Linked DNA regions of Homo sapiens: region 1 is linked to region 2. A link is an interaction called in ENCODE POLR2A ChIA-PET data of the cell type or tissue named here. Cell type or tissue: GM12878. All regions are shown on one strand. Each heading gives the region's core, and the rest is flanking DNA. Links, peaks and the distances in the headings are about the cores only. Region 1 overlaps SIL1 (SIL1 nucleotide exchange factor). Region 2 has its middle 23 kb from the start of SNHG4.

What was found. ChIA-PET counts read pairs that join two places held together with the same protein. Peaks named below come from ENCODE experiments on the same cell type or tissue, not always from the same donor. Only the 100,000 strongest peaks of a DNase experiment are listed, where the experiment ranks them.
Region 1: POLR2A ChIA-PET joins it to region 2 with 6 read pairs; 9 of 35 experiments call an interaction of 5 or more read pairs at or near these places.

Annotation. Positions count from the first base shown.
Region 1 is chr5:139,161,308-139,165,697 of GRCh38, forward strand. All of the region lies in intron 1 of SIL1 (SIL1 nucleotide exchange factor), which reads right to left. Among named protein-coding and RNA genes, the nearest start is that of SIL1, 35 kb to the right of the region's middle. RefSeq lists a silencer at 2,820-3,020. In GM12878, for the core only: no CTCF peak of the experiment used is centred there; no DNase peak of the experiment used is centred there.
Region 2 is chr5:139,248,982-139,253,371 of GRCh38, forward strand. No RefSeq gene overlaps it. Among named protein-coding and RNA genes, the nearest start is that of SNHG4, 23 kb to the right of the region's middle. In GM12878, for the core only: a CTCF peak has its summit at 2,443 (motif pointing right); DNase peaks (open chromatin) are centred at 2,380 and 3,170; H3K27ac peaks cover 865 bases.

The DNA of each region.
Region 1 (4,390 bases), core at 183-4,182, 88 kb before region 2:
AAGGAGAAAGCTAACAAGCAGGCTGTCCAATATCCTTCATTTGAGAGCCGTATAGTGAAGAGTAGACAACATCTAAGTCAGGTTAAAGGTAACCATGTGCTTTGAGAAAAGGAAAAGGAGAAGCCAGCTTCAGGTGGGAAAAAGGAGCCCTAGACATGAGTAGAGACCAGTATCTGCAGGGCTACAGTTCTCAACACACAAAGAATTGTTTTTGGGAAAGCTAATGAACATCTGTCGGCTAACCCTGTTCTAGACACTCTCTCTTTCTCATATCCATCCCTGGGATTTTATTATCTTAAGAACCAGGTCTTTGAGCACCAATAACATTTAGGACTCAAACGTTTTCAAAAGTGACCAGAGTCCCACATCTTCCTTACTCCCAGGAGCTTGGAGCACTTCCCTAGAAAAGCAAAGAATTAGAATTGCTGGCCAGGTGCGGTGGCTCATGCCTGTAATCCCACCACTTTGGGAGGCTGAGGTGGGCAGATTGAGTCCAGGAGTTTGAGACCAGACTGGGCAACATGGCAAAACCCCATCTCTACTAAAAACACAAAAATTAGCTGGGCATGGTAGCACGCTCCCGTAGTCCCCACTACTTGGGAGGCTGAGGTGGGAGGATCATCTGAGGCTGGGAAGTGGTCGTTGCAGTGAGCCAAGATCATGCCACTGCACTCCAGCCTGGGCAACAGAGAGAGACTCTGTCTCAAAAAAAAAAAAAAATTAGGATTGCCTAGGCCTTACCAGGTGGGCACACCAGCACTGAGCAGTCCCCCTACAGTCTCTACAGCTCCCAAACATACAGGCCCTACGAAAGGAGAACAGTTACACTGGCCAATATTTGCCATGAAAAACCAGGCCACTACCAGAAAGAGAAGCACTATCCCCTCTGACCTCTCCATGTCTCACCCTGCCACCCACTCACATTCTGTGAATTTGTTTCTATCTGGCCATTGTCAATTCCTGTCTAATGACCTTATCTAAGAACTTAGGGAGTACTACAAAAAATGTCAGTAAAAAATCAGAGTGAGATAAATTTGCTATTCCTGGTGAGCTTTTGTGTTTGTTTTATTCCAAACCAATTCACTAAAGCTTGCTTCCTTATGACAGAAATCCTAAAAATCAATGCTCAAAGCCTAGCAACCACAAACTCCCCCTTCCAGTAACAAAATGCTAGGAAGAAAGAGAGCCACATAAAACGAAGGAAGGGGAAAATGGCCTCTCCACAGACTGTTCCAATTAATGGGAGTGGAGGAGCACAATAGTTAATGAATAAGAAAGAAAATCATCTTGATTACATTTATTTAAGGAACAAAGCAGTAGGAATGTGAATGTGAACACCTGTGTACCCAGGTTCAGCGTAATAAAAGAACACATTCTCATTCACAGCTCATTCATTCAACAAATGTTGTTTGATCATCTACTATATGCCAGGTACCTTTCCTAGGACTGGGAATACAGCTGTGAATGTGACAAACAGATCTCGTCCCTACTCTCATGAAACTTACGTTCTAGTGGAGGGAAAACAGAGTCAACAAGAAGCAGAAAAGCAAGAAAAATATCAAGTGGTTAAGTTATGGTGACTTAAGTAGTCACTTTATACCAGATAAAAGGAAGAGCCTTTCTTGTAAATAACAGCAGAACTGAGCTGAGAATGACAAAGAGCTCATCCAATGAAGACGAGAGAAAAATATTCTAGGCAGAGGGTACAGGTGGAGCAAAGGCCCTCTGTTTAAGAAGCAGAAAGTAAGTTACTGTGTCCAGAACACAGAAGGCAAGCAGAAGGGAGTAGGGGAGGTTAGGAGATAAAGCTGCCAAGGAAGGCAGGCAGGGATCGGAATATGAAAGGCCTTATAACCAGGCTAAGGAGTTTGGAGTTGATTCTAAGTATGATGGTGAGCCCAAAGGGCGTCAGGCAGCAAGGTGACGTGCTCCTTAAGAAATTGAGGGAAACTGATAACTGATTCCAAGATGGAAACTGACTTTTCAGAAAAGTTATCTAACCACAGAAATTTAAAACAGCTTAATTTCCCCAAAAGAAATGCTTCACTGTTTTGTTTTTTTTTCGGTTTTTTCTTTTGTGGAGACAAGGTATCGCTCTGTCACCCAGGCTGGAGTCAAGTGGCACCATCTCGTCTCATTGCAACCTCCACCTCCCAGGTTCAAGCGATTCTCCTGCCTCCGCCTCCTGAGTAGCTGGGATTACAGGTGCCCACCACCACGCCTGGCTATTTTTTGTGTTTTTGGTAGAGATGGGGTTTCACCATATTGGTCATGCTGGTGTTGAACTCCTGGGCTCAAGTGATCCGCCCGTCTCGGCCTCCCAAAGTGCTGGGATTACAGGCATGAGCCAACATGCCCAGCTGCTTCACTATTTTTTAATTTATCAGTTATTAAATATGCACTAAGTGAAGGGCACTGTACTAAATGTATTAAATATTGGGTTGGTGCAAAAGTAATTGTGGTTTTTGCCATTTAAAATTGCAATTATTTCATCCTCATCCAGCACTGTAAGTAGATATTATCATCTCACCTATAATTCCTATAATTCACGCCTATAATTCCAGCACTTTGGGAGGCTGGGCGGGCAGATCACTTGAGGCCAAGAGTTCAAGACTAGCCTGGCCAACAGGGTGAAACCCCGTCTCTACTAAAAATACAAACATTAGCTGGGTATGGTGGCGTAAGCCTGTAATCCCAGCTACTCGGGAGGCTAAGGCACAAGAATAGCTTGAGCCCAGGAGACAGAGGTTGCAGTAAGACAAGATCGTGCCACTGCACTCCAGCCTGGGCAACAACAAGAGAATGTCTCAAAAAAAAAAAAAAAAAGATATTATCATCTCCATTTTACAGATAAAGTAACCAAAGTTCAGACAGGAGGGGAAATGACTTGCCAAAGGCCACGCAACATGTACATGGCACAAAGCCAGGAAGGGACTCCAAGTCTCTCTGACTCAAAAGAGCCAGTGCACCAGCTACTTTCTCTAATGACTCCATCCCTTCCCTCACAAGAGGGAAGAGAAAAAACAGTTCTTTCTGGTTACTACTCAAAGCTTCTGCCCATTGCCTTCTCTCTACTTGAAGGAGCCGCTCACCTTCCCCAGTAAGGGACACAGATTGAGGCCTGACTCCAAATACCTTCTCCAAGAACCTTCCCTAACAAGGCAAACCCAACCCCACTGTCCCCATGTCGTTAGTCAGCCTCTCTCAGCCCCTAGGGTCGGGCCCATGGGTTCTGTCCCTAATGAAACTTGAGCTCTTTAAAGGCATTACAATCTTCACCATTCATTGAGCACCTACCATGTGCCAAGCACATGACCTCCATTATTTCATTTCATCCTAACTGCCCTAGGAGGTGGGTATCAGTACACACTTATTCAGATGAAGAAACTAAGTCACAGAAGTAATAAGAACAAAGTCCAAAAGCTAGTAAGGAAGAGGTGGGAAGATGGTAGAGTAGAAAGCAATGAGGACTAAACTCTGATTTTATCTGGCCCAAATTCCTATCTAAAAGGTCTGGGGAGTCATGTCCTACAAACAGTAAATTCTCATCAGATGGGTTTTATTTAACCATGTATATTGAGACTTACTTTCCAATCTGACTCTGGCATAACAAGGAAGAAAATAAAAATATTTTACCCCAAAACATGTTTCTCTGCCATATCTTGAATGGCCCTGCAAAGTGATCCCTTGTGGGAAAAATCCACATATTCTATAGAGAATCCCCTACCCCCTTGTTTTCCTTTCTTCCTTCCTTCCTTTCCAGATCCAGGAGATAATCAACTAAGAGTCACGCATTCTTTTAGGTCCGATAAGAAACATTTTACAACCTGCTCTCTCTGAAGTGTGCTACCTGAGAGCTTCCTCTGCACAATAAAACTTGGTCTCCACAATCCTTTATGTTAACCTAAACATTTCCTTTCTATTGATCCCAGATCTTCAGATAAACTCAACCGTCAGCCAGAAAATGTTTAAATTTACCTATAGCCTGGAAGCCCCCACTTTGAGTTGTCCCACCTTTCTGAACCAAACCAATGTATTTCTTGTTTGTTTGTTTTTTTGAGATGGAGTTTCATTCTTGTTGCCCAAGCTGGAGCACAAATGTGTGATCTCGGCTCACTGCAACCTCCACCTCCCAGGTTCAAGCAATTCTCATGCCTCAGCCTCCCGACTAGCTGGGATTACAGGCACATGCCACCACACCTGGCTAATTTTTTGTATTTTTAGTAGAAACAGGGTTTCACCATGTTAGCCAGGCTGGTCTTGAACTCCTGACCTCAGGTGATCCGCCCACCTTAGCCTCCCAAATTGCTGGGATTACAGGCCAAACCAATGTCTGTCTTTTTTATTATTTTTATTATTATTATTTTTTGAGACGGGGTCTCACCCTGTC
Region 2 (4,390 bases), core at 65-4,064:
CATCCCACCATTCTCCATCAACCTTTATCCAGAGAGCACATGGGCTCTAGAGCCATCAGGACTGAGCTCTACCAATCCCTGGGTCTGGATCCTTCTCATCCAGAGGTTTAGGTTCTGCCACTAACTTAGCTGGATGGTTTTAATCCTCAAAACTCTCAGCCTTGGTTCTTGGTTTCTCGCTTTTTTTCTTTTCTTTTTTTTTTTTTTTTTTGAGACAGGGTCTAGCTCTGTTGTCCAGGCTGGAGTGCAGTGGCACAATCCTGGCTCACTGCAACCTTCTGCCTCTCAGGCTCAAACCATCCTCCTACCTTAGCCTCCTGAGTAGCTGGAAATACAGGTGTGTGCCACCATGCCCGGCTAATTTTTTGTATTTTTTGTAGAGATGGGGGTTCCACCATGTTGCTCAGGCTGGTCTTGAACTCCTCAGCTCAAGAGAGCTGCCCACTTTGGCCTCTCAAACTGTTGGGATTACATGTGTGAGCCACTGTGCCCAGTGGGCCTTGGTTTCTCTATTGGTGAACTGAGAATTTGTGGTCGGGTGTGGTGGCTCATGCCTGTAATCCCAGCACTTTGGGAGGCGGAGGTGGGTGGATCACTTGAGGTCAGGAGTTTGAGACCAGCCTGGCCAACATGGTGAAATGCCATCTCTACTAAAAAACAAACAAACAAACAAACAAAAATTAGCGAGGCATGTTGGTGCATGCCTGTAATCCCAGCTACTTTGGAGGCTGAGGTAGGATAATTGCTTGAACCCAGGAGGCAGAGGTTGCAGTGAGCCAAGGTTGTGCTACTGTACTGCAGCCTGGGCGACAGAGCAAGACTGCATTTCAAAAAATAAAAATAAAAAAAGGCGAGGGGGTGGAATTTGCTTACTTATCCAACAAATATTTACTGATTATATGCCAGAAATTGTGCTGTGGGGTTGTCTTTTCAACAGAAAACAATATACACAATAGTCCTTTCCTTCAAAGAGCACACAGTCCAACAATGGTAACAAAACACCCTCTAAGAAATGGACCCTGCCTGCACTAGGATAATAATGATGAGAGTCGCTGTCTGCCAGGCACTGTGCTCAGCGCTTACATCCATTAAGTCCTACAATCCTCACGGTGACCTGGTGAGGAAGGTCCTGTTAACTGCTGTCGTTGCCCAGGTGAGAACACCTTAGTTGGGAGGCAGCCTCCTGGACACATCCCATCGTTTTACTGTTTCATTTTCTTCATTGTATGTGCTGCTGTCTAAAATGGGTTTATTAACTCACTTACCTGTTTATTGCCTGCTCACAATTATATCCCCAGCACCAGGCCGGGCGCAGTGGCTCACACCTGTAATCCCAGCACTTTGAGAGGTCATGGCAGGTGGATCACTTGAGGTCAGGAGTTGGAGACCAGCCTGGTCAACCTAGCGGAAACCTCGTCTCTACTAAAAATACAAAAATTAGCCAGGGATGGTGGCACATGCCTGTAATCCCAGCTACTTGGGAGGCTAAGGCATGAGAATGGCTTGAACCCGGGAGGCGGAGGTTGCAGTGAGCTGAGATTGCACCACTGCACTCCAGCCTGGGCAACAGAGTGAGACCCTGTCTCAAAAAAAAAAAAAAATTATAACCCCAGCACCTTGAACAGTCTCTGACCCAAAGTCAGTTCTTTTTTTTTTTTTTTTTTTTTTTTTTTTTTTTTTTTTTTTGAGACGGAGTCTCGCTCTGTCACCCAGGCCGGACTGCGGACTGCAGTGACGCAATCTCGGCTCACTGCAAGCTCCGCTTCCCGGGTTCACGCCATTCTCCTGCCTCAGCCTCCCGAGTAGCTGGGACTACAGGCGCCCGCCACCGCGCCCGGCTAATTTTTTTTTTTTGTATTTTTAGTAGAGACGGGGTTTCACCTTGTTAGCCAGGATGGTCTCGATCTCCTGACCTCATGATTCACCCGCCTCGGCCTCCCAAAGTGCTGGGATTACAGGCGTGAGCCACCGCGCCCGGCACCAAAGTCAGTTCTTAATAAATATCTGTTTAAGGAATGAAGGAATGGAAGGACGAGAAGCTCATGGGGAGCCATCGCCGCCCTGCCTCTCCCGCGGGGTGCCAGTGAGAGTGAACTGAGTGCAGATGCTGAAGCTGCTATATCGCTCTCTAGAAACAGAGGGGACAATGATCAGCTGGCATTTATTTCAGAGAAATGCATTTTCTCCTTATTACTTTTCAGCTGTTTTCTTTTTTTTTTTAAATAACTTTCCTCAGACATTCTGCCCCTTCCTGCCCCGATTCATTCTGCATCCTCTAATAGTGTTATCCTCAGTTTTTCTAGCTCTCTGTTGTCCTTTTGGCTTTCCTGCTTCTTTGTTTCTCTTTCCCATGCCTCTCTGGAGGGAAGCTCACCCAGCTGAATTGTAACTGGTGATTTCCAAGGCCAAGAGGAAGTTCATTTTCACGCCAAAGTCTTCTGCCGGCAGAGGGCACTTTTCTCCATCTGTAAAATGGGCGGAGTATTTTGCAGGGTTTTTTGAATCAGTGCTGGTGAGTCTGTGGGAGAGGGGCCTCAGGACCACAGCACTCACATTTCCCCTGTAGCCAGAGGCTTGCCAAAGCCTTGGCCACAGGAGCCCCATACCCCAACAGAACAATTTCCTCTCCCTCTGTAGGTGCTATTTAGTGTTACAGTAATACTAGTTTGAGGATAAAAGGCCTCAGCATTTTGAGAACTCCTCAATCCACTGCATGGCAGGGTCTGCTGGGGGTATAACCAGCAAGACCATGAGTTAAGTGCAGGAGGGGCTTGTCACATAGGACCAGCAGTGTGTCGGGGTAGATGGAAATGTAGGTCTTGAAATTCAGACAGCTCTGAGTTTGACCTGGCTCAGCCACCTCCTCCGAGCCTCACAGAAGGATGGTTGCTGTTAAAGTGGGCACAGAAACACCTCTGGGCTTTTGAGAATGCTGTACTTTCTGCCTAACAGTCCCTTTCTCTCTTCTCTGTTTAGCTAACACTAAGTCTCCTCTTTGGTACTTTGCCCAAATCAGGCATTCCTCCCAGCACCCTCAGAATCCCTATGCTGAACCAGCTGTAGAACTTAGCCCGTCATGTTGGAATTATTTCTTGCAGGAATGTCCAACCCACCCAACTCAGCACCTCAAAGTCAAGAAATGAGTTTTCTCTTCCTTATAAGCCCTGAGCCAAGCCACATACTGAGCATAAAAGAATAATGTTCAAACCCAGAGATTTTCATTTCCTCCTCTTGAAACGCTGCTCCTTGCTCTATTGTACTAAGCACCCACTATGCATCAGGCACCCTAAATGTGTTGTCTTATTTAATCTTCATAATGGCCCTTTAGTTAGAGATTAAATTAGATAATAACCATTATCTCTCACCTGGACTATGGAAAGAGCCTCCTGCTGAAGGAACACTGCGTTTTTCCTCATCTGACATGCAGCTTCCACTCTTGCCACCTATAGTCTATTCATACAGCAACCAGAGTGATCCTTTTATTTTTTATTTTTTATTTTTTTTGAGACGGAGTCTTGCTCCATCACCCAGGGTGGGGTGCAGTGGCACGATCTTGGCTCACTGCAACCTCCACCTCCCGGGTTCAAGCAATTCTCATGCCTCAGACTCTCAAGTAGCTGGGATTACAGGTGTCCGCCACGAGGCCTGGCTAATTTTTCTGTATTTTTAGTAGAGACAGGGTTCTACCATGTTGGCCAGGCTGGAGACCTCAGGTGATCCGCCTGCCTCAGCCTTTCAAAGTGCTGGGATTACAGGCGTGAGTCACCAGGCCCGGCCAAGTGATCTTTTTAAAATCATGTCTTGACTGGGTGCGGTGGCTCACGCCTGTAATCCCAGCACGTTGGGAAGCCAAGGCGGGTGGATCACTTGAGGTCAGGAGTTTGAGACCAGCCTGGCCAACATGGTGAAACTCCGTCTCTACTAAAAATACAAAAAATTAGCCGGGTATGGTGGCTTGTGCCTGTAATCCCAGCTACTTGGGAGGCTGAGGCAGGAGAATCGCTTGGACCCAGGAGGTGGAGGTTGCAGTGAGCTGAGATTGCACCACTGCACTCCAGTCTGGGTGACAGAGTGAGGCCCCCATCTCAAAATAAATAAATAAATAAATAAATAAATAAAATAAAATCAGTTCTCTCCTCTGCTCAAAGCCCTTCAATGGCTCCCCATTTCACCCTACGTAAAATCCAAATTCCTTACCATGTCCTACAAAGCCCCACATTAACTTCCTTACTCTCAATCCACAAACTTTGACCTCATGCCCTAACACTCTTCCCCCTTGCTGTCTCTGGCAAGCCACATGGGATTTCTGACTATTCCTCAAACATTGCTACTCACACTCCTGCCTCAGGTCCTTTGCACTGGCTGTCCCCTGTGTCTACAAAGCTTTACC